2 separate regions of the Homo sapiens genome follow, and region 2 is linked to region 1. Evidence: chromatin loops called from intact Hi-C (ENCODE). Cell type or tissue: HCT116. All regions are shown on one strand. Links, peaks and the distances in the headings refer to the core of each region. The heading gives the core; the rest is flanking DNA.

Region 1 (10,661 bases), core at 1,395-9,394:
ACAGAATAGAGAACCCAGAAACAAATCCATGCATCTACGGTGAACTCATTTTCAAAAAAGGTGCCAATAACATATATTGAGAAAAAGACAGTCTCTTCAATAAATGGTGCTGGGAAAACTAGATATCCATAGCAGCAGAAGGAAACCAGACCTCTATCTCTTGCCATATACAAAATCCAAATCAAAATAGATTAAATACTTAAATCTAAGACCTCAAACTATGAGACTACTGAAAGACAACATTGAGGAGATGCTCCAGGACATTGGAGTGGGCCAAGATTTCTTGAGTAATACCCCATAAGAATAGGCAACCAAAGCAGAAATGGACAAATGGGATCACATCAAGTTAAAAAGCTTCTGCACTCCAAAGGAAAGAACAAAGTAAAGAGACAACCTAAAGAATAAGAGAAAATATTGGCAAACTACCCATTTGACAAGGATTAAGAATCAGAATATAAAAGGAGTTCTGCCAGACACAGTGGCTCATGCCTATAATCTCAGCACTTAGGGAGGCAGAGGCAGGAGGACAGCTTGAGCTCAGGAGTTTGAGACCTGCCTGGGCAACATAGCGAGATCCTATTCTTTGAAAAAGGAATTACAATGACTGAACTCATGGAGATAGGGAGTAAAAGGATGGTTATCAGAGGCTGAGTGTACTGAGGGTTAGTGGGGGAAGTGGGATGGTTAATGGGTATAAAAACACATAGAAAGAATGAATAAGAACTACTATTTGATAGCACAACCAGGGTGACTATAGTCAATAATAATTTAATTATACATTTCAAAATAACTAAGAGTATAAATGAATTGTTTTTAACACAAAGGATAAATACTTAACTTGATGGATGCCCTATTTACCCTGACGTGATTATTATGCATTGCATGCCTGTATCAAAATATCTCATGTACCACATAAATATATACACCTACCATGTACCCACAAAAAATAAAAATTAAAAAAATTTTGAAATGCAATAATAATACCTGCCCTGCCTATTTCATATGGTTATTATAAGAATGAAATGGGTCCAGGCACGGTGGCTCATGCCCATAATCCCAGCACTTTGGGAGGCCAAGGCAGAAAGATCCCTTGAGGCCAGGAGTTCGAGACCAGCCTGGGCAACATAGTAAAAAATACCTCATCTCTACAAAAATAAAAATTAAAAAATTAGCCAGGTGTGGTGGTGCATACCTATAGTCCCAGCTACTTGGGAAGCTGAGGCAGAAGGATTACTTGAGCCCAGGAAGTGAAGGCTACAGTGAGCCAAGATCATACCACCGCACTCCAGGCTGGGCAGTAGAGTGAGATTCTGTCTCAAAAAAAAAAAAGTTAAAACAAGCTACATGCAAACATAAACTACATTATTATAATATTATCAACAATATGTTAAATTCTTTCTGTTGATTATATTAGTTAATACTTAAATAAGCCTATGTGGTAGAAGCAGACCTAAGGTATAGAATGCATAAGCAATTCTATAAAATAAAAAAAAGGTCCTACAGCTAGTAAGTGGTGCAGCCAGGATTTACTAACCTGTATTCTTAACCTCTAGATTATATAGACTAAGAAAAATGCTGATCTTCCATTCAAAACAAAAATTTCCGTATTTTATATTGTGGTAAGATTGATAGTATGGTATTAAGATTCAACAGCATTTAACACAACAACATCTACTAAAGAGTGAAAAGAAAAATGTCTCCTTTTATGACAATCTCTTTTCTCCTCTGAGAATCATTTCTTTTCTGTTTCATTAAAAAAAGGAAAAGGTACCACCACAGGAAATGTTTCATCCCATAAAGCTCCAGCTAGTCCAAAGTCTCCTTGGCCAGCTGCCCCAGCTGTGCAATTGGAAGACATTAGACTTTAGGGAATTCACAGTTCTCCTGTTCACCTAACATTAAATGGTTCCAACATTTCATTCACTCAGAGATTGCTCTCCAACCTACAGTAGCTTTTTCCACCTCTGGACATCCTTTGTCAGGTCTCTATTGTCTCATTGTAGAGTCAGCAAATAGTCAACAGCCTTCTCAGGTATGTCATTTTTAAACACAACTGACGTTGGCAACTCAGCCCAAGGTCTCACCTTAGAGACAGAAGCTGTCATAGGAAGAGGTCCAGCCCTGTGGCATGAGTAAGGCGCTAGAATCTCTTAGCCTCTGATTCCTCATTGGTTAGGCAGGATTCATCATCTCATCTTTGTCTGCTTTCCTGGGTTGATGTGCAGAAACCATAAGACAGTGCTTGGGAAAGTGCTGTGAAAACTACAGGACCCTGTTCATGGTAAGAAACAACAATTGGGACCCATCTAGTGTGTGGTGTGAAAACAACACTGTCTGGGACTCAGGAGTCTTTGTTTCACACAAAAATCTAGGAATGAGGCCAGGTACAGTGGCTCACACCTGTAATGCTAGCACTTTGGGAGGCCAAGGTAGGAGGATTCCTTGAGCCCAAGAGTTCAAGACCAACCCAGGCAACAAACTGAGACCCTGTCTCTACAAAAAATTTAAAAATTAGCTGGACATGGTGGCATACGCCTATACTCCCAGCTACCAGAAGGACTGAGGTAGGAGGGTTGCTTAAGCCTGAAAGGTAGAGGCTGCAGTGAGCTGTGATCATGCCACTGCGCTCAAGCCTAGATGACAGAGCAAGACCCTGTCTCAAAAAAAAAAAAAAATCTAAGAATATGTGCTTCTCTCATTTTGTTGTGTGGCATCATTTAAGATCTCATTCCCTCTTGGTTTTCCCTCACACTATCCTCCTTCCCTCATCAGACACTTTCACTGCCAAAGCCAGGGCACCAGGCGTTTGAACTTGCCTTCCCACACTTCATTCTCCTTCATGGATTCTCTGCCAGGACTCCCACCTAACTCTTCTCCTCTTTCACAGTAGTAGATGTATCTATGATTGAGGCCATAGAATGGGGCATTTATTTTCCATACCAGGTCTTCCTGACTCTCGCCCCTGCCTCCTCAAGAAGCTTCAGATCTCTCCCTCCATCCTCCCTCAGTCATTCCGAGGGCATTCATTGGATGCCTCCAATGTGCCTGACCCTGTGCTAGGAACAAGGAAACAAAGTTGAGCAAGACACAAACTCCTCAAAGAACTTATAGTCTAGTGGGAGGGACAGATGACTAACTCGACAAGTAAGTAGATTGATAATGACTGATGATCAACGCTATGATGGAGGGAACACCTTGGAGGAGCACCTAACCCAGTCTGGGGCACTGGCGAGGGAAGGTATTGCACAGGAGGAGTCAGGTGGGTTGACTCTTAAGGAGTAGGTAGGAGTTGGCTAGAGGAAGGAGGAGGAAAGGGGTTTCCCAGGCTGAGGGAACAGCATGCACACAGAAGCATGAGTGAGCATGGCCCTTGGAAAAAGATGCACAAGTAATGGCTGAGTATAGGCTGCATTTGAGAGAGTTCTGGAAAATAAGATATAGAGATTTAGGCAGAAATAAATCAAATTATGAAGGGTGTCATTTGCTAAGCAGAGAAGCCATGGGGAACCACTGAAGTAGGGGAGTGGTAAAGAGCAGATTTGTGGGTTTTGTTTGTTTGATATTAGCTTTGTTTTTAGAGACAGGGTCATTCTCTGTTGCCCAGGCTGGAGCGCAGTGGCACAATCATAGCTCACTGCAGCCTCAAAGTCCTGGGCTCAAACGATTCTCCTGATTCTGCCTCCCAAGTAGCTGTGACTACAGTTTGTGAGCCACTATACCTGGCTAATTTTTAAAATGTTTTGTAGAGACAGGGTCTTGCTTTGTTGCCCAGGCTGGCCTCAAACTCCTAGCCTCAAGCCATCCTTCCTGCCTTGGCCTCCAAAAGGACTGGGATTACAGGCAGATTTGTGTTTTAGAAGGTCACAATGGCAGTTTTCAGAAGGGCAGATTGAAAAAGTCCTGACTAGAGGCATGAAGACCAGTTAGGAGAGGCAAGAAATGAAGAGAATCTCACTTAAGTCAGCAACCTTGAGAATAAAGAGAAAGGTGGACTGAAAAATATAGAATAGGCCGGGCGCAGTGGCTCATGCCTGTAATCCCAGCGCTTTGGGAGGCCAAGGCGGGTGAATCACTTGAGGCCAGGAGTTTGAGATCAGCCTGGCCAACATGGCGAAACCCCATCTCTACTAAAAATACAAAAATTAGCCGGATGTGGTGGTGCATGCCTGTAATCCCAGCTGCTCAGGGGGCCGAGGCAAGACAATCTCTTGAACCTGGGAGGCAGAGGTGTCAATGACCCGAGATCGCACCACTTCTTCTCCAACCTGGGTGACAGAGCAAGACTCCGTCTCAAAAAAATAAAAAAAAATACAGAACAGAGAGACGCGCTAGGACTTCCTGACTAATTACTCATGGCATGGGGTGTAATTGGAGGGGGGCAGTGAGAGGAAGGGGCCTTGGGAGGGTGAACCTTAGCTTTCTGGCTTTGATGTCGGGGTGAATGGAGGGGCCATCACATGCAGAGCCTGGCATGAAAAATGAGATTGTTTTTGCACACATCGGTAGTGGGGATTAGGTCAAGTGAAAGCAGTCAAACACAAAGACCATACACCACGGGATTCCATTTTTCTAAAGTTCTAGAAAAGGCAAAACATCATAGCGACAGAAAGCAGACGTCAGTGCATGTCAGGGACTAGGTTAGGGGTGGGGGAGGGGACCAACTGCAAAGGAGTAGGAGGAAGCTTTTTGAGGTGCGAGAACACTGAAAGCCAAGGCCAAGATGTGAAAAAGAAATTTTACAGAGTGAGAGACAGTGCATTTTTCTGAGACCAATATCTTGATTGAGGTGGCAGTTACGTGACTATATATTATACAGTCACCAAAATTTGTGAAACTATACACCTAAAATGAATGAATTTTATTGTATATAAATACCTCAATAAAGCTGCTTTCTAAAACAATGTCCTTCAGGACACCCAAGTAGAGATGGCAATGCACAAAGGCCTGAATATAAGATGTGGATTTGGAACCAATGGGTGAGTAGATTGTGCAGAGTTGAAGAACAGAGACCAAGGACAGCAGCATAGGAAATGATGACATTTAAGGGGAAAGAATATGGGGGAACCAGAGAACTAGCAAATATATCAGGAGAAAATAGTGAACAAAAGTTCAGGGAGAATTTTTAAAACAGGAGAGTAATCAACAGTTGATGCCCCTAGAGAGCTCCAGAAAGATAAAAGCTAAACTGCAGCAGCCATTGGCTTTGTGGAGCTGGAGGACTTTGGTGGAGTAAAGTCAGAAATTTCCCTCTTCCTCGTGCTGCTGTTAGAATAACTAGGTCACCCCGAGGCAACACTTTTAAAACATTTTTTTAGCAGCAAAATCTTGGGGAGAGTGGTGGAAGGGGACTTGACATAACCAGTCCCAAATGTGCTGATTCTAAAAATTTGCTGACTTTTAGTCCTGAAATTCATCTTATGAACATTTTGGCCATAGATACATACCTTTCTGGTCATATGTTGGTTAGGCAAAAATTAAAATAAATTAGGATGGCACAAGCACCTTCCACCTGAAAGCAAAGGCCTGAATGAATGCTGTCTGATGACTCCAAGTGTTGCTGCCAAGAATTTTAAGAATGTAGGGAGGCCAGGTGCGGTGGCTCATGCCTGTAATCCCAGCACTTTGGGAGGCTGAGCCGGGCGGATCACCTGAGGTCAGAGTTCGAGACCAGCTGGCTAACATGGTAAAACCCCATCTGTACTAAAAATACAAAAATTAGCCGGGCATGGCGGCAGGCACCTGTAATCCCAGCTACTAGGGAGGCTGAGGTAGGAGAATCACTTGAACCCGCGAGGTGGAGGTTGCAGTGAGCCAAGATCGCACCACTGCACTTCAACCTGGGTTACACCGCGAGACTCTTTCTCAAAAAAACAAAAACAAAAAAAGAAGGCAGGGGACACATACTGGAAATTGAGACTGTCCACGCTCACTGCCGAGAAGCAAGGCTGAGGAAAGGAAATCTACAGAGCTGGAGGTACCACACAATTTTGAGTCCAAGAGCGACACCCAGTGGTGATTGAGATCACTCCAGGCTCTCCACAACCGTTTTGTATTCAGGGCACTGAAGAGGGATGGACTCCTTGGTATCACACAGCCAGGGCAGCGTTTGGGCTTCCCAGGTCAGGAGGGCAAGCTAGGCTGCAGAATGGAGTAAGGTGACCATGGGAGAAATAGCCAAACCCTGTGAAACAGAACTGGCTCGCTCTTCCCATGATGAGACCTGAAAAAAGAGAGAGGTTGACTGTCTCTAAAGTACTTTCATATTTATTACCTCAGTTGATGCTCAAGACAACCTCATATGGCCAGTAGCACAAGTCCTCAAAGTCCCATTTTATGAAAAGAAGACTAAGATACAGAGAGGTTAACGTATGTCTCTTTTTCATTATTTTATTTTTGAGACAGGGTCTCACTCTGTTGCCCAGGCTAGAGTGCAGTGGTGCAATCACAGTCCACTGCAGCTGCCGTCTCCTGGGCTCAATCAATCCTCCAGCCTCAGCCTCCCAAGTAGCTGGGACTACAAGCGTATGCCACCATGCCCAACTAATTATTTTAGTCTTTTTGTAGAGATGGGCCCAGGCTGGTCTTGAAGCCCTGGACTCAAGGGATCCTCCTGTCTTGGCCTCCCAAAGTGCTGGGATTATAGGCACGACTGCACCTGGCCTTAAGATATTTATTAACAAATCCAGGTCTCAGGATGTCTTAGATATGGGGGTGGGTATCTAGAGTCCCAGATCGGGAGCCCCAAATATAAAATAAGACCCAGCCTCCAGGCTGGCCACGGCAGCTCAGGGAGTACTCACACCTGGAACAGACCACCTCTGCTAAGATGGCAGTGCAAAAGCCTTTCTACACAAATCTCCTTTCCAAAAATAATGGAAAACAGAGAAGAAAATCCACCTTCAGGGAAACTACGAAACAACCAAAACCCTGAAGCCCAGTTGATGGGGAGTAACTGCCATTTGGGCCAAGTCGACAGAGCAGGCAGGGATTAGCCAAGTCCCTCTCTAGCCCTTGGGTGGTGCATATTTCTGCAGAAGTCAGCACACAGGCCAACCGGCAACCGTGAGCTTGGCAGTGAAGGAGAAGCATCTCAGAACTCACTCACGCCCACTGAGGCAGGGGAGGTGGGAAGTAGGCCGAAGGAGAAAACTTGACAAAAAACTAGATGTTGGTGACACCAGGTAGCAAACCAGCAAAGAGCTCTGCCACTTCTGATCAAAGACAGGGGGAAAGAAGTAAATGCTAAAACACTATCCAAAAAACCTGTGACGATACAGGATTTTATGCTGAGTAAGCAGACTTGCTGCTCACTCCAAAAATAGGAATGCGGAAAGTGGAAAGCCTGAAGCAGAGATATACCCTCTGCAGAAGACAGAGCAGAGCTTGGGGAAAAGTATTTTGAGGACTGTACTTCTGGCAAAAAGGTGGCCAGATATTGCCAGGGTGGGTGGTGAGGGAGAGGAACTTGTGCTATAAATATCTAAAAGTACAAGATAGACAACCTTTTTTTTTTTAATGCATAGCTTGGCTCAGAAGAAAGTAAGAGAAATCCACAAGTTCTGAAAGTGAAGAGGGAAACCGAGAGACAGACAGCCCTCCCTGCGGGTGTCTCAGTCTTGGACTGACTTGTCCTGTTGACTTACTTTTTCTTCTGGTAGTCATTACAAGTTTTCTTTTAAACTACATTGCATAAAATGTTTGTTGGCACCAGTTTGCTAACATATGCTAAGATCAACAGCTTGCCAGACCTGACCACAAGCTGCGGAGGAGGGCTGATAGCTCATACTAGCCCTCCGATGTGTGCCTACCGTGTGCTAAGCTCCGTGCACAGACATATTTGGTGCTCATCACAATCCCACGGGGAGTGGGGAAGGATTATCTGTACTTTACAGGTGAGGAAATTGGGGCTCCTGGAGGCCAGGCCACTTGCTCAAGGCCACTTAGTGGACTGGCAGTGCCAGGCAGCCAGCACTGGGTGCTCCAGAGCCCACAAATGCTCCTGTTTGCCAGCCCCAGTAAGCATTTCCCTGGCATTTCTAAAACACAGGCACCTCGGTTCAGAGGGAGGGGATAATCTGGTGACATGAAAATGAAGAAGGACCTAAAAGGAGACCAATGAGAGAACCTCAGGTTACCCTACTTTAACATCTAGGGTCTTCTGCCCAGAGCCTGGAAGCCCGACGTTAACAGTCTCATGAAAGATCCAAGGCACTGAGAGACCCAAGGTGGAGGATGGGACGTGAGACCTCTACCTGAATCCACGATCTCTGAGGAGTTACGCCCTGAAGAGTGGTGACTGTGAGGAAGTGTCAATGTAGAGGCTGACTGGGAAACTTGTCTGTCTCAGGCTACAGGTTGTGGTTAAAAAAATTAATAAATAAATAAAGCCAGGCGTGGTGCTCACACCTGTAATCCCAGTAGTTTGGGAGGCAGAGGAGGGCAGATTGCTCGAGCCCAGGAGTTCGAGGCCAGCCTGGGCAACATGGTGAGACACCCATCTCTACAAAAATGGGAGGAATGCTTGAGCCCAGGAGGACAAAGCTTCAGTAAGCTGTGTTTGCACCACTGCACTCCAGCCTGGGCATCAGAGTGAGACCCTCTCTCAAAAAAAAAAAAAAAGCTTCCTGGAAATTTATAAGCACAAGCCTTCCTTCCCATAGAAGGGGTTTGAAAATATACTGCTTCTACATAAGGAACCCCAAAGAAAAATTAATCTCAAGTGCTTCTCACTCAGAATCACCCTGGGTACCTGGAAGATGCAAATGTGAAATTGCTGCGAATTCTCAGGATTCCCAGTCAGCAAAATATCATCAAATCAAAAACTGCCAAAACCACGAGGAAACAAACACCACGAAAAGATGAACAAGAAAGCAAAGAGTAACATCCCAAATGACTCAGGTATTAAAATGATCAGATACAGAAGATAACTAAGTAAAAATAGAAGAGGCCATATGTCCACAAAAAGACCTGTCCAATAATGTCTATAGCAACTTTATTTATAATGGCGAAAACCTAGAAATAGCCCAAATGTTCATCCATAGGAGAATGGATAAACAAAGTGTGGCATACTCATTCAGTGAAATACTACTCAGTGATAGGAAATAAATTATAGGAATAACTACAATGTGGACGGATCTCAAAAACGCTATGTTGAGCAGAAGACGGTAGATACAAAAGCCACACACATACCGTATGATTCTATTTATATAAAGTTCAAAAGCAAACAAAACAGGCCAGGCATGGTGGCTCATGCCTGTAATCCCAGCACTTTGGGAGGCTGAGGTGGGGGATTACTTGACGTCAGGAGTTCAAGACCAGCCTGGACAACATGGAGAAACCCCATCTCTACTAAAAATACAAAAATTAGCCAGGTGTGGTGGCGTGCTCCTGTAATCCCAGCTATGCAGGAGGCTGAGGCAGGAGAATCACTTGAACCCGGGAGGTGGAGGTTGTAGTGAGCCGAGATCGCGCCACTGCACTCCAGCCTGGGCAACAAAACGAGACTCCATCTCAAAACAAACAAACAAACAAACAAACAAACAAAAACTGACAAAATTAATCTATGGGTAACAAAAACCAGAACATTTAAGGGAGATGAGGAAAATTAATTGAAAAGATATATGGGGAAGTTGTTGGGATTACAGCACTATTCTATACATTGACTAGATAGTGGTTTCATAGGTGTATATGATTGTCAAAATTCATCACACTGTGCCATTAAGATTTGTGCATTTTAGGTTATAATAATTTTATCTTGATAAACCATGTGCACACATTTAATGAAATAGGAAATGGAAATTATGTTCCAACCTATAAAAAGGGATTAAGAATATTTTGAAATGATCTGAAAAGAAATTCTAGAAATAAAAACATAATCATTGTTTTCAAAAGCTGCATAGGTTCTGCTTCAAACTATGGCCTGCACAAGACCAAGTTTCGATTAAGAACATCTCTTTTTAAAAAAAGGAGAACATATTTCTTGTTTTAAAAGATGTTTTCGAACATCAGAAAGCTACCAAAACAGTGCAACATTGAACCTGGACCTCAAAGAGAAGGGAAGTATAGAGATGTGAGCGAAACTCTTAAATGCTTTTTCCTCCCAAGGTGTTGCTAAAAGCGGCCAGCTGAGAATATGGGAAGTTCGGAAGAAAATGGCAACAAAGATGCTGAGAGGCTAAGAAAGCTTTTGGTAGTATTAAGGGCTAGAGAGAGACAAACTGGAGCACAGGACCCTGTTAGGTATCCCCAGGTCTTCCAGTAGGAGCTAGCAGGGAGTGACAGGGACAGCCCTTACAGAGAGAGATCAAAACCAGTGTCAAACCAACTGCATCTCAAAATGGATTAAATCTTTGCTAGCACAGCCAAGTGGCTGAGGCAAAAGTGGATGGTGTTTGGAGGAAGGTATCATCCAGTGCCCCAAATTATCTTTCCAATTCTTCAAGCACAATGTCTCTTGTTGAATCAAAAACCAGGCAAGGGCTCCAGAAGACACCCAAGGCAAAGAGAAGCACAGTTTTCCCCACACCAATGCCTACCCTGGCTCTCCCAGCACCACCCATGCCAAGAGGGTTCCAACTGCCTGCAAGGGACTCTATCATAAATGGAAACATAAAGGGAAACTTACAATTTAAACGTGGAAAAGGGGACATGAAGGATATCAG
Region 2 (10,661 bases), core at 862-8,861, 230 kb before region 1:
CTTCCGCCATGATTGTGAGGCCTCCCCAGCCATGCGGAACTGTGAGTCCATTAAACCTCTTTTTCTTTACAAATCACCCAGTCTTGGGTATGTCTTTATCGGCAGTGTGAAAATGGACTAATATAGTCCAACTCACTTGCCTTGAGTTGAGACATCACCGAGGCACAACTTCCATTCCATAGCTCCCCTGTAGATCATGCTGCAGCATGACAAATGAGGGGGTTTTGCCTGAGATCATTCCATAACTCAGCTTCTTCCCTTCCCCATCCTGCTTCCTGCACTTCCTTAGCAATGTTCCCAGGGAGCACTTCTTTTAATAAGTCCCTTGTATACTAATTCTCACTTCAGGGTCTGCTTCTGGGGAACCAACCTAGACAATCAAAATAGCAAATTTTATCAAAGTTATCTGTATCACTCAGGTTAGGCTAAATTACATTATGAAAATATACAAACCTCAAAAATTGCAGTGGTTGGACATAATAGAGAACTACCTCTTGCTCATACTACCCGGCCATTGAAAGTAGAGAGGGGCTCTCTGCTAACATTAGTCACTTAGAGACCCAGGCTGACCGAGTCACCATTTTGAACACTGCTAGTCACCATGAAAAAAATAGAGATTGGAATGCTCGTGTCAGCAATAAGTGTTCACTCAGAACTGACATATACCACTTCTGCTCACAACTCCCTAGCCAGAGCTAATTTTGTGGCCCCATCCAACTAGAAGAGAGTTTGTCCTGCTAAGTATAAGTAAGTGTAATATCACCTTAAGCCAGAATAAGGAAGAACTTCACTAATGGCTACTGCAGCAAATCAGAGCTTAGACCCCTAATCTGTTACCTCCTTGTGAAACATGCTTTGGTTTTCATGAATATCAATTTAGCTCCAAAATCTATTTACTTTCTACTAGAGATTACATGGTTGGTTGGAGAAACCAGGAGCTGAAAAATGTCACTGTTATTCCAGCTTAATATGGAGCTCTTAGGTAATCCATGGTCAATGCTACAGTTCCTCCATATGCAAAATGAACTGACAGCATTACTTTATGTGTTCTTTCACTTTGGTCAAGATAAAATAACTGGTACAGAGCTATGTGTCCTAGTGCAAACATTTTTGAAACTAAAAAATATTCATATTAAATAACTGCTTTCAAACACTGGACAGCAGGCAGTAAAGGACTGTAATCCCTGATCCCACTGTGAACACAGACATCCCCCTCAACTTTTGATAGAGAGGTATTATGAACTAGAAGTTGTCCTCTGTTGTTTTAAACCACTGATATTTTGAGAGTTGTATGTTTCACAGTATAACTTAGCCTATCCGGAATTATACAGATAATTTTCTGTAGGGAAACAGATAAGGTAAGGCATGGAATTGACCTCATTTTCTATCTGGAGGCACTTGTTGGAGAGTGACATCACAAAAGAAGGCCAAAACATGGTCTTGCTGAGGCCAGGGAAGAGATATTGGGATTTGGAGCTACTGAGGTGCCTGGAATTTGTAGGATATGGCACCAGAAAGAAGGGAGCAGTGCAAACAATGAGATCTACATATGTGCATAGGTATTCCCTTGAGTCTTTGGCTGAATACTGTGCTGCACATGTGCAGTATAAGACTTCACAGAGCCAGGAAAATATCTACTAGAGAAAGAAAAATTACCAAAGATAATTGCTCCCATAACTGCAAGATACTGTACCCCAATCTACTGGAGATGGCACAAGACTGTGGAGAATCCTCGATAAATTCATAGAAGCCCCAGAAAGTCCATGCTTAGGAGTAGACCTAAACTAGCCCTAGGTTAAAGACTACTTTAGATCATCTCTTTAAAAGCTTAAAAGCAAGCTTCAAAAGGACTAAACTGATTCACAAGTAAATTGCCTGCCAGAACAAAATTCAACTATTTATTAAGGAAGACAATACAACCAAGGCAGTCAATAATGTAACACCAATAATGTCTAGCATACAATCAAAAATTACCAGATAGGCAAAGAAGAAAGAAAATGTGACTCATTTCCAGAAGAAAAGCCAGTCAATAGAAACAAATCAGAACTGATAGAGAAGAATTGATTAGCATTCATTTAAATGACTTTAAAATAGGTATTGTAAGTTGTTCATATATTTAAGGGAAAATATGAATTTAATAAAGAAACAAAGAAACAATTACAATGGAGAAATGGTAAGCAAAAAAATTTTAAAAAGAATCCATCTGCAATTCTAGAACAGAGAAATACAATATCTAAAATGAAAAGTTCACTGGATGGGCTTAACAACAGAGGACACTGCAGAAGAAAAGATTAGTGAACTTGAAGAGCAGTCATAGGAACTATCAAAACTAAAGAGTAGAAAAATGTTAAAAAGGAAAAAAAGGAGCAGAGCCACAGTGATCTATGGAAAAATATTAAGCAGTGTAGCATACATGTAATTGGCCTAAATAAAAGTGAGACAAAAAGTTGGGTCAGAAAAATTATTTTTGAAAATAGTGTTGATTATTTTCCCCAAATTTGATGAAAAATACAAATCTACAGATCTAAGAAGCTCAATGAAACCCACACATGATAAATACAATGATGGCTCTACCAGGGCACATCATAATCAAATTGTTAAAAACTAATGATAGAAAGATAAAAGATTTGTATAAAAATGTTTATAGCAACTCTATTCATAATAGCTACAAACTGGAAATAATCCAGATGTCCATCAACAGGAGAATGCACAAACTAATGGAATAACCATACAATAGAATACTATAAATAAAAAGGAACAAACCACTGATCGAGTCAACAATGTGTATGTATCTTTCAGATATTATGATAAGTGGAAGAAGCCAGACATGCAAAAGTACATCTGTGCCATTTCACATATATGAAGTTCTAGAACAGACAAAAGGAACCTGTGGGTGAAAAATGAATAACAGTGTTTGCCTCTGTAGAGGAGATTACTGGCAAGGGGCATGAGGAACCTTTCTGTGATGATAGAAATATTATATATCTCAATAGGGAAGAGGGTTATGCAGGTGCATGCAGTTGTCAAAACTCATCCTACTGGACACAAAAGATAAGTGTTTTCATGGTATATAAATTATTTAAATTATTTTTGAATAAAAATGTTTAAAAGTTATTTAAAAGGCACAACCCAACAGCTTATGTATAATATACTTTAATGTTTTAAGTAGATACTGGCATCACTTTTACCACCCAAAATGACTTCCCTATATGCTTTCTGATGCCTAAAGTTACACTGATAATTATTTATATATTCTGAAGTTCTAGGCCTGGTAGTCTGCAAAGGGCTCTTAAATTGGTCCCATTGAAAACCATTTCCACCTTAGTGCAAATTAGTTTATCTGTTTCTTTTCTAAGAATGTGTTTTTGAGGAGATGGCTGGGTCAAATTCCATGGGGGTCACAGGAGATAGATTTTCTTGCGTGTTCTAATCTCCCTTCAATAAACAAATATTATTTATATAATAAGAAAGATGAGTAAGTTTTTTTAAGTACCTAGAGATGCCGGATGACTGGCAGAGGGGAGGACCCAGTGAGAGAGAAAACTGGTAGAAGAATGAGTGGCTGAGAATTCCAGGAAACAAATCTCATCATCTTCAAGATTTCACATAACTGCCTTCCAATTCAGACCAGCAAAGCATTAGGATAATTGCGGCAATTTTCTACACAGGGAGACATGGCAAGGTATCTTTATGGAAATTTCAGAGTCAGGATGAATACATTAAGTGATCACAACACAAGCTTTTTGTTCATGACAAAATGGTTGTCTCGCCATTCCCAGCCCTTGGCACATTCTCTCTTGCTTCCCTCCTTTGTTTGTGTCCCTTCTTCTGCGTTCTCTGGAATGACCTTTTCTTTATCTCTGCCAATAGAAAATTCTCTTATCCTTAAATGGTCCAGGGTCATTCCCCACAAAGCCTTTGCTGAGTGCTCCCTTCTCTGGATTTCTGTGGCTCTTGGTGTCTCTTCTGTGAGATATATTATGACTTGGTGTTGTGTCGCTCTGTAATAATGATAATGATATAATAATAATTGTGAGTTTACTACACACTACTCATAGTGCTGAGCACTTTACACACATCAGCTCATTTAATCCTTACAGTCATGCTCCAAGGTAGGCAGCATTAACACAATTCATAGAGGAGGAAACTCAGGTTTAGAGAAGCCAAATTATTTGCTCAAGACAAAGCTAGTCTACTTAGCAAATCTGAGATTACAGTGCAAAGCTGTCTAAATCTATAGCTTTTATTCTTAACTGCTACGTTATACCGCCTCCTTGACATATATGTCTCATATATCCTAAAACAAACAAAAACAAACCCAGAAATCTATCTCTTTCTTTTAAGTCACTTACTATGTGACAGGCAGAGTATTCAGTGTGCCTTGAGGGAAGGGGCAATATCTTGTACATCTTTGTATTGCCTCCTGCATTTAACGTGGTATCTGGCAAATAGGTACATGTCCTACAAATGCTTGGAGAGATAAAGAGATAGATAATCCCACTGCAAGACTCTAGTTCTTTCCACAGTTCCAAAATGTGGATTCCTAGAACTTCAAGCAACTGAAATGAAAGAATAAATGGATAAAGACAAAGCTCAGTTCCCACTTCAGTCTAGTAACAGTTAGTAATTCAAACATATTCTCAATATTGTCTATAAATCATCTGGTTTTGCTTAGTTTCTTGAATTCCTTTCTGTTCTAAAATCTATGAATCTAATTCCTTTCCCTTTGCATCTCAGAAATCTTTCTATGTCTCTTTTCAAATGTGTTTTCTGTTGAAAGATTACAAAGAAAAACTATGGCTGCAGTATGGCTATATGAGATCTTGAATTCGGGAAAGAAAGAATTTCAGACTTTCACACATACTGTGTCACTAAAATTTGAAACATTAAGTTATTGCATCTATTAATAACTGAACATTTACATGGCACATTGTAGTATGCAAAATACTTCTATTGCATTATCTTATCTGACCTTCACACTTTGGAGTAGACAAGGCAATTTGGATTATCCCAATTTTACAGATTTAAGAAAACTGAGACTTGGTGAAGTGATTTGCTATTAAATAAAGTCAAGATTTCAATCTAAGTCTTTTAGATACGGCTACTGTTATCTTTTCACCCTCACTATACTGTCTTAACTCAATGGCCATCAAACACTGCAGTCACCGCTCCAAGTATTACTCTAAGAATCATTTTGTTAGCCTTGTGTTAGGGGATAGGATTAACTCTTCTCCCTTTGAATAAATCATATTCGGCCAGATTTTTCTGAATGTGGTTTCTATCAGTTATAGTAACAGAAGATTTTACCTTAAAAGGTCTTAAAAAGCCAAACTCCCACTACCCTAACATTACCCCCATCATTTAAAAAAAAGACAAAATAATGCCTAGAGATATTAAGCAATTTTTTCCAAGATAACATAGTGAACAGAATCAAGTCTTGAACATATCCAACATGCAAGTGTTTTATAAAGCTCTATCATCAGCTAATTCTAGAAGAGATACTTCCGGTCAAGACACTGGCTTGTGTTCAGAAAGAAACTTAAAGCTAATCTAATCCAAGTTTCCTTAATGCAGCAACTGCTTCTATTGCATTCATGGCAGGTGCTCTTCCATTTGCACCTTTATCATATGAATACAGTCTTATCAGTTTGTATGTTAGAGAAGGATAATAACCAGTACTGCCATTACAGTTGAACATCTTGATGTCTTCCACCAAATTTTGCTCAGTGTTCTTGGGAGCCCTCTATTGGCCTTCTGGGTAATAGCAGGCAGCCTCTGCTGGGGGCTGCGCTCCGTGAGTCCTGGGGAGTTACAATGAACAAGAGCCTTAGTGCTGTCTGAAACACAAAGGGGAGTGAAGAAATCTGTTTGCCAAATTGAAACGGGCAGAATTGACAATGAAATAAACTTCCATTTCTTCATCTTCCAAAAATACCCATCGAAACTAGTTTATCCAAAAACAAAACTCTCTGTTCTGAATCAAGGCCTTATCTGACCCTTCTTCATGGAAAACTTAGCCAATAACTGTTCCTTGACCCTTATGCCTTTGACCTACCTCATCCTCCACTCTTACCCCAGCCATGGTACACAGTGTAATGACGTATAGGCTATGCAGGTCCCTCCTGAAAACTAACGTTCCCTTCTCCTTTCCTTCCTCCATCCTCCTCTTCACTCCTCTTTTCTACCTTCTTCCTCTCCTTCCTTCTCTCCCTCCCTCTTTTTCTCCATCCTCCCCCCTCCTTCCTTCCCTCCTTCTCTTTTTTCAAACCAATTTTCATCAGAAGCTAGAAAGTTGACTTTGAAGGAGAGCCTGCCTTAAGAAGCCTGTAGTGTGATAGGTTAAATATGGCAGATACATCTATGACCATCCTAAAAAAGAAAAAATATATATTATATCTATGAAAGACCCGAGGAGAGGTTCTGGCTAGATTCTCATGGTTGCAACGAACAGATATTTGTTTGAGTGACTTCAAGTAACAAGGGATTTATTGGAAGGAATACAAGAAAAGCCCCACCGTCACACTTCAGAAAAAGCAAGAACTGGACGAAGAATCTGAATCTGGGGGTGTTCTTGGGCTGTACTGACCATCATTCTCAGGCTTTACCAGGGCACACAGCTATATCCCACATGTCTGTTCTTCTTCCCACTTGACAATGAACTTTCTCACCAACTACCCCACACAGTTACCACTTCACTCTCCAAGGATAAACACTCAAGTTCCCAGGTTAGTTATGGTTAAGGGGCAGTGAAGACTCTGGACAGTTCTCAATTTAGTGACAGCTGATTACCTCCAGGACCCATAGCATGGACCACAGGCTGGGACTGGACCACATGGAGATGGAGGATAGTAAGAAAGGACTGAGCAGGCAGGGCTCATTTCTATCAGAGCAGCTTTGTCATGTGCCTGCATTGGACTGTGTAGACCTAACAACAGTAGTGTGTACTGAGCTCCTGGGGCTGCGCAAACATCCATTCCAGCACCTGGTTCCACCAACATTCCTCTCTTGCAGGTGGGGAAATGAGTTGCAGGTGGGAAACTATAGGCTTCCCATCTTCCTCGGATGTTTCTGTGGCAGGATACTGAAAGGAAGTGGAGGTTGGAGCAAATGCTCTAGCATAAAGGACAGAGGAAATGAGAACAGGGAATGCCCACAGCTTCTCATCCTTGTGAGGTGAGGTTCTCCCCACTGTATGAAGTCCCCAGAACGCAGCTGGACCAAATGGCAGGGGCAGAGTGAGCAGGTAAGGGTGATTGGGTAAGAAAAATATTGGGGCTTGAGACTTCAGTAATACCAATATTAGGTTGTGTTCATGGAGAGGAGGGGAATATCAATGGGGATGAGGGGAAAAGACCCACCAGCTAGAAGGGGTCTCGGTGCCCCACTACCATGCAGAGTCAATTTCAACTATGAATCAGAATTATTGGTAGTGAAATTTTGCCCTACTTTACACCTACTCCCACATACGGGGCACACATATACACATAAAATTTCCTCCAAGAGTTGTGTGTGTGGTGTGTGTGTATGGTGTGCGTGTGTGTCACATTCTCTACTTAGGTTGCGAGGGTACCTGTGCAACTGCTGGAAGAAAAGAAGGAAGGAGGAAGAAAAGAAGAAAGGGAGGCAGGAATGATGGCAGGAATTATGAAAGGACAGAAATGTAAATGTGATCATATGGATGGCTGCTGATGGATATGGTTATCATATACTCCTGCAGCCTGAGGGTGGGCAGAGTGATGTCCAAGTTCTGCCTGACGCTGAATTCATTGAAGGGGATTTCTATTGTAGAACCCTGGCCAACAGCTTTGCAAAGACCAAAGTGGTCATTGATTTACTTAAAGGACAAAACCTCCCATAATTTGTCAGTAAAATGGATGCAAGCAAAAAATTGTCACTTTTCAAAACCAGAAGTTAACAGAACAAAATCTCTGGGACCATGGAATGGGTTGCTTTGATATATAGGGAGCATTCATAATCAATGATCATACTCTCACCCTACGCGAAGTTACTACTGAGCACTTACTGTATGCTGAGCACATTATTAGGCACCAAAGATCCAGCACCTGCCCTCATGAAACTTGCTGTCTAGTGGGGGAAGCCAGGCCTTAATTAATTAATCTCAAAAACAGAGGTAAATTTCAACTGTGACATACGCTTTTGAAAGAAACGTCTACAGTGCTATGAGAATACAGGATGGATAATCTGACATATAGGACTTGGTAAAGGGCATAGAATGGATGATCTGTTGTATAAGTTCTGGAAAAGGAGGTGAAGGAAATTTCCTTGAGGAAGTCACCCCGGAACTGCTATCTGAAGGATAAGAAGGAGTTGTCTGGACAACAAAGGAAAAAAGACATTTTAGGGAAAGAAAACAACGCATGCATATGCCTTGTGGAAAGCAGGGGTGGGTAAGAGCAAGAACTCTCAGAGGTGCTGTTGCGTGGCTAGACCAGCAGCAGATGGGGGCAGAGAGAATGAGCAGTGCCCCCCGGGGCCAGTGGGGAGCAGGTGCAGATCATGTACCTCGTGTGCCATTTTAGGGAATATTTTACCTTATCCTAAGAGCAAGGTGAGACAATGAACAACAGGATTTAAATAGGTATTCAAGGAACAGTTATTAACCATATCACACATAAGGGGTACCAAGGACATAAAAAGGCCTGTAAACCTCTGATATAGTAGGTGAAATGTTACTTGAATCTCCATTTGTGCTTTTTCTCTGGGGTTAGGTCCATAGCTGTTATTAGATTCCCAAAGGAGTTCACAATCTTCTGAAGGTTAGAACCATTGTCCTGGTTCTTAGGGGAGGAGACTGGAGACTGGATGATTTCTTACTACGTCACTTCCATTTCTACGATTCATGAGCCGAAAACCAACCCAGATCCATCCAAGTGACTGACAAACTAAGGTTTACTGTCATCAGCAGGGAAATTAGAGCCAAAAGTTTAAAAGTATGTGTTTGATGTTGCTAGCAGCAGAGATGAGCTGAGAATGCAATCACCTTCACCCTGATAACCCCCCTGCACACACACACACACACACACACACACACAGAGGCACACACACACAGTACACACACTGCTCATCCTACAGAAAGGCTCCTCACAGGCTGTGGACCTCAACTCTTTGAGAAGCTTATCACTGGGGGTTCCGGGGCTGTCGTCTAAGGCCCAAGAGCATTTTCATAACCAACCCAGTCTCAGCCCAGTCCCAGGGGGTTATGGATGTGAGTTTACTCATTTCCTGTCTCCAGGCACTCCCTTGTCCTGCTAGCAAAATGAAAATAAAGCAAGTGGATCAGGGCTAACATAGGCACAGTTGACACTCAATGATTTGAGTCACTGGAGGGGATCATCACCATGAATTATCACGGGCACAAGTGCTGAATCACAGATGCTACTGATCCCTCAGGCTCACACAAACCCTGGCTTCTTCTTCAACAGTGATTCCCAAAGGGTGTTCCCTGGCACTTTAATTCTGGGGGATGTTAATAGGGACTCTGTAAATAAATAAGGTTTCACGGTTAAGTAAGCTTGGGACATGTTGGATTACAAAAGGTGAGACAGGTGTCTTTGCTGCAAGGCTTCCTCAACCTTTAACGACATTTTTTTTTTTGAGACAGAGTTTTGCTCGTGTCACCCATGCTGGAGTGCAATGGCACTATCTCAGCTCACTGCAACCTCCACCCCCCAGGTTCAAGCGATTCTCCTGCCTCAGCCTCCCAAGTAGCTGGGAGTACGGGCATGTGCCATCATGACCGGCCAATTTTGTATTTTTAGTAGAGACAGGATTTCACCATGTTGGCCAGGCTGGTTTCAAACTCCTGACCTCAGGTGATCCACCTGCCTCAGCCTCCAAAAGTACTAGGATGACAGGTGTGAGCCACTGTGCCCGGACACATTTTTTAACCTTGGAGAATAAAATCTAGTTTACCATTTCCCCAAACTTTTGGAAGACTCCCAGAAACCTTTGGTTGAGGAGCACCTCTTGGGTGCTGGTGCTCCAAGACAGATTCTGGGAACTGTGACTCTCCACAGCACTCTTAAAAAGTGTCTGTGCTCCAGTTCATGCCAGGGTTCTCTGTAGCACAATGCACAACTTTATTTCCCATCCAAGGTTCATACTAAATCCTGCCTCATGAAGGAAGCCTTTTCCAGTGGTCTGGTCTATATCATATAGTGCTATAGTGTGGCCCATACATCTGGCCCATGGTTATAAAAAAGAAATCTGGTTTTGGGCTTGGGAGTGTGATGTTCTGTGATCAGCAGGCTCTCATAATCTGGCCCTGCCAATCTCTCTGATCTCACCTGGAATTGGCCTCTCCCAGGCCAGTTACCCTGAACTCCTGTCTGTTTCTTGAACACACCACGCTGGTTCTAGGATCTGGTTCTAGGATCTGGCCCTTGGCACTTGCCCCCCCACCTGACCGCATAGCCAGTTCACGCTGACTGGCTCCTTTATTAACCACTGGAACTCAACAGCACCCCTCCCCAAATTTCCTACTGTCCTAGAACCCCGTTTTATTTTCTTCACAATACTCATCACTATATAAAATTGCCTTGTCCATTTATTTACACACTTATTGTCTGTCTTCCTTTCAAGAATATTAGCTCCATGAGAACAAGACCTTGTCTAGGATGATCCTTGTCTAGAGCCTGGCA

Evidence for each region. Peaks named below come from ENCODE experiments on the same cell type or tissue, not always from the same donor. Only the 100,000 strongest peaks of a DNase experiment are listed, where the experiment ranks them.
Region 2: a loop joins it to region 1, with 2.8 times the contacts of the local background. A loop is called at or near these places in 5 of 110 quality-filtered maps.

The regions. Positions count from the first base shown.
Region 1 is chr2:30,066,439-30,077,099 of GRCh38, forward strand. No RefSeq gene overlaps it. Among named protein-coding and RNA genes, the nearest start is that of YPEL5, 75 kb to the right of the region's middle. In HCT116, for the core only: a CTCF peak has its summit at 6,024 (motif pointing left); a DNase peak (open chromatin) is centred at 6,013; H3K27me3 peaks cover 907 bases.
Region 2 is chr2:29,835,837-29,846,497 of GRCh38, forward strand. All of the region lies in intron 1 of ALK (ALK receptor tyrosine kinase), which reads right to left. Among named protein-coding and RNA genes, the nearest start is that of ALK, 80 kb to the right of the region's middle. In HCT116, for the core only: a CTCF peak has its summit at 5,749 (motif pointing left); a DNase peak (open chromatin) is centred at 5,736; H3K27me3 peaks cover 3,705 bases.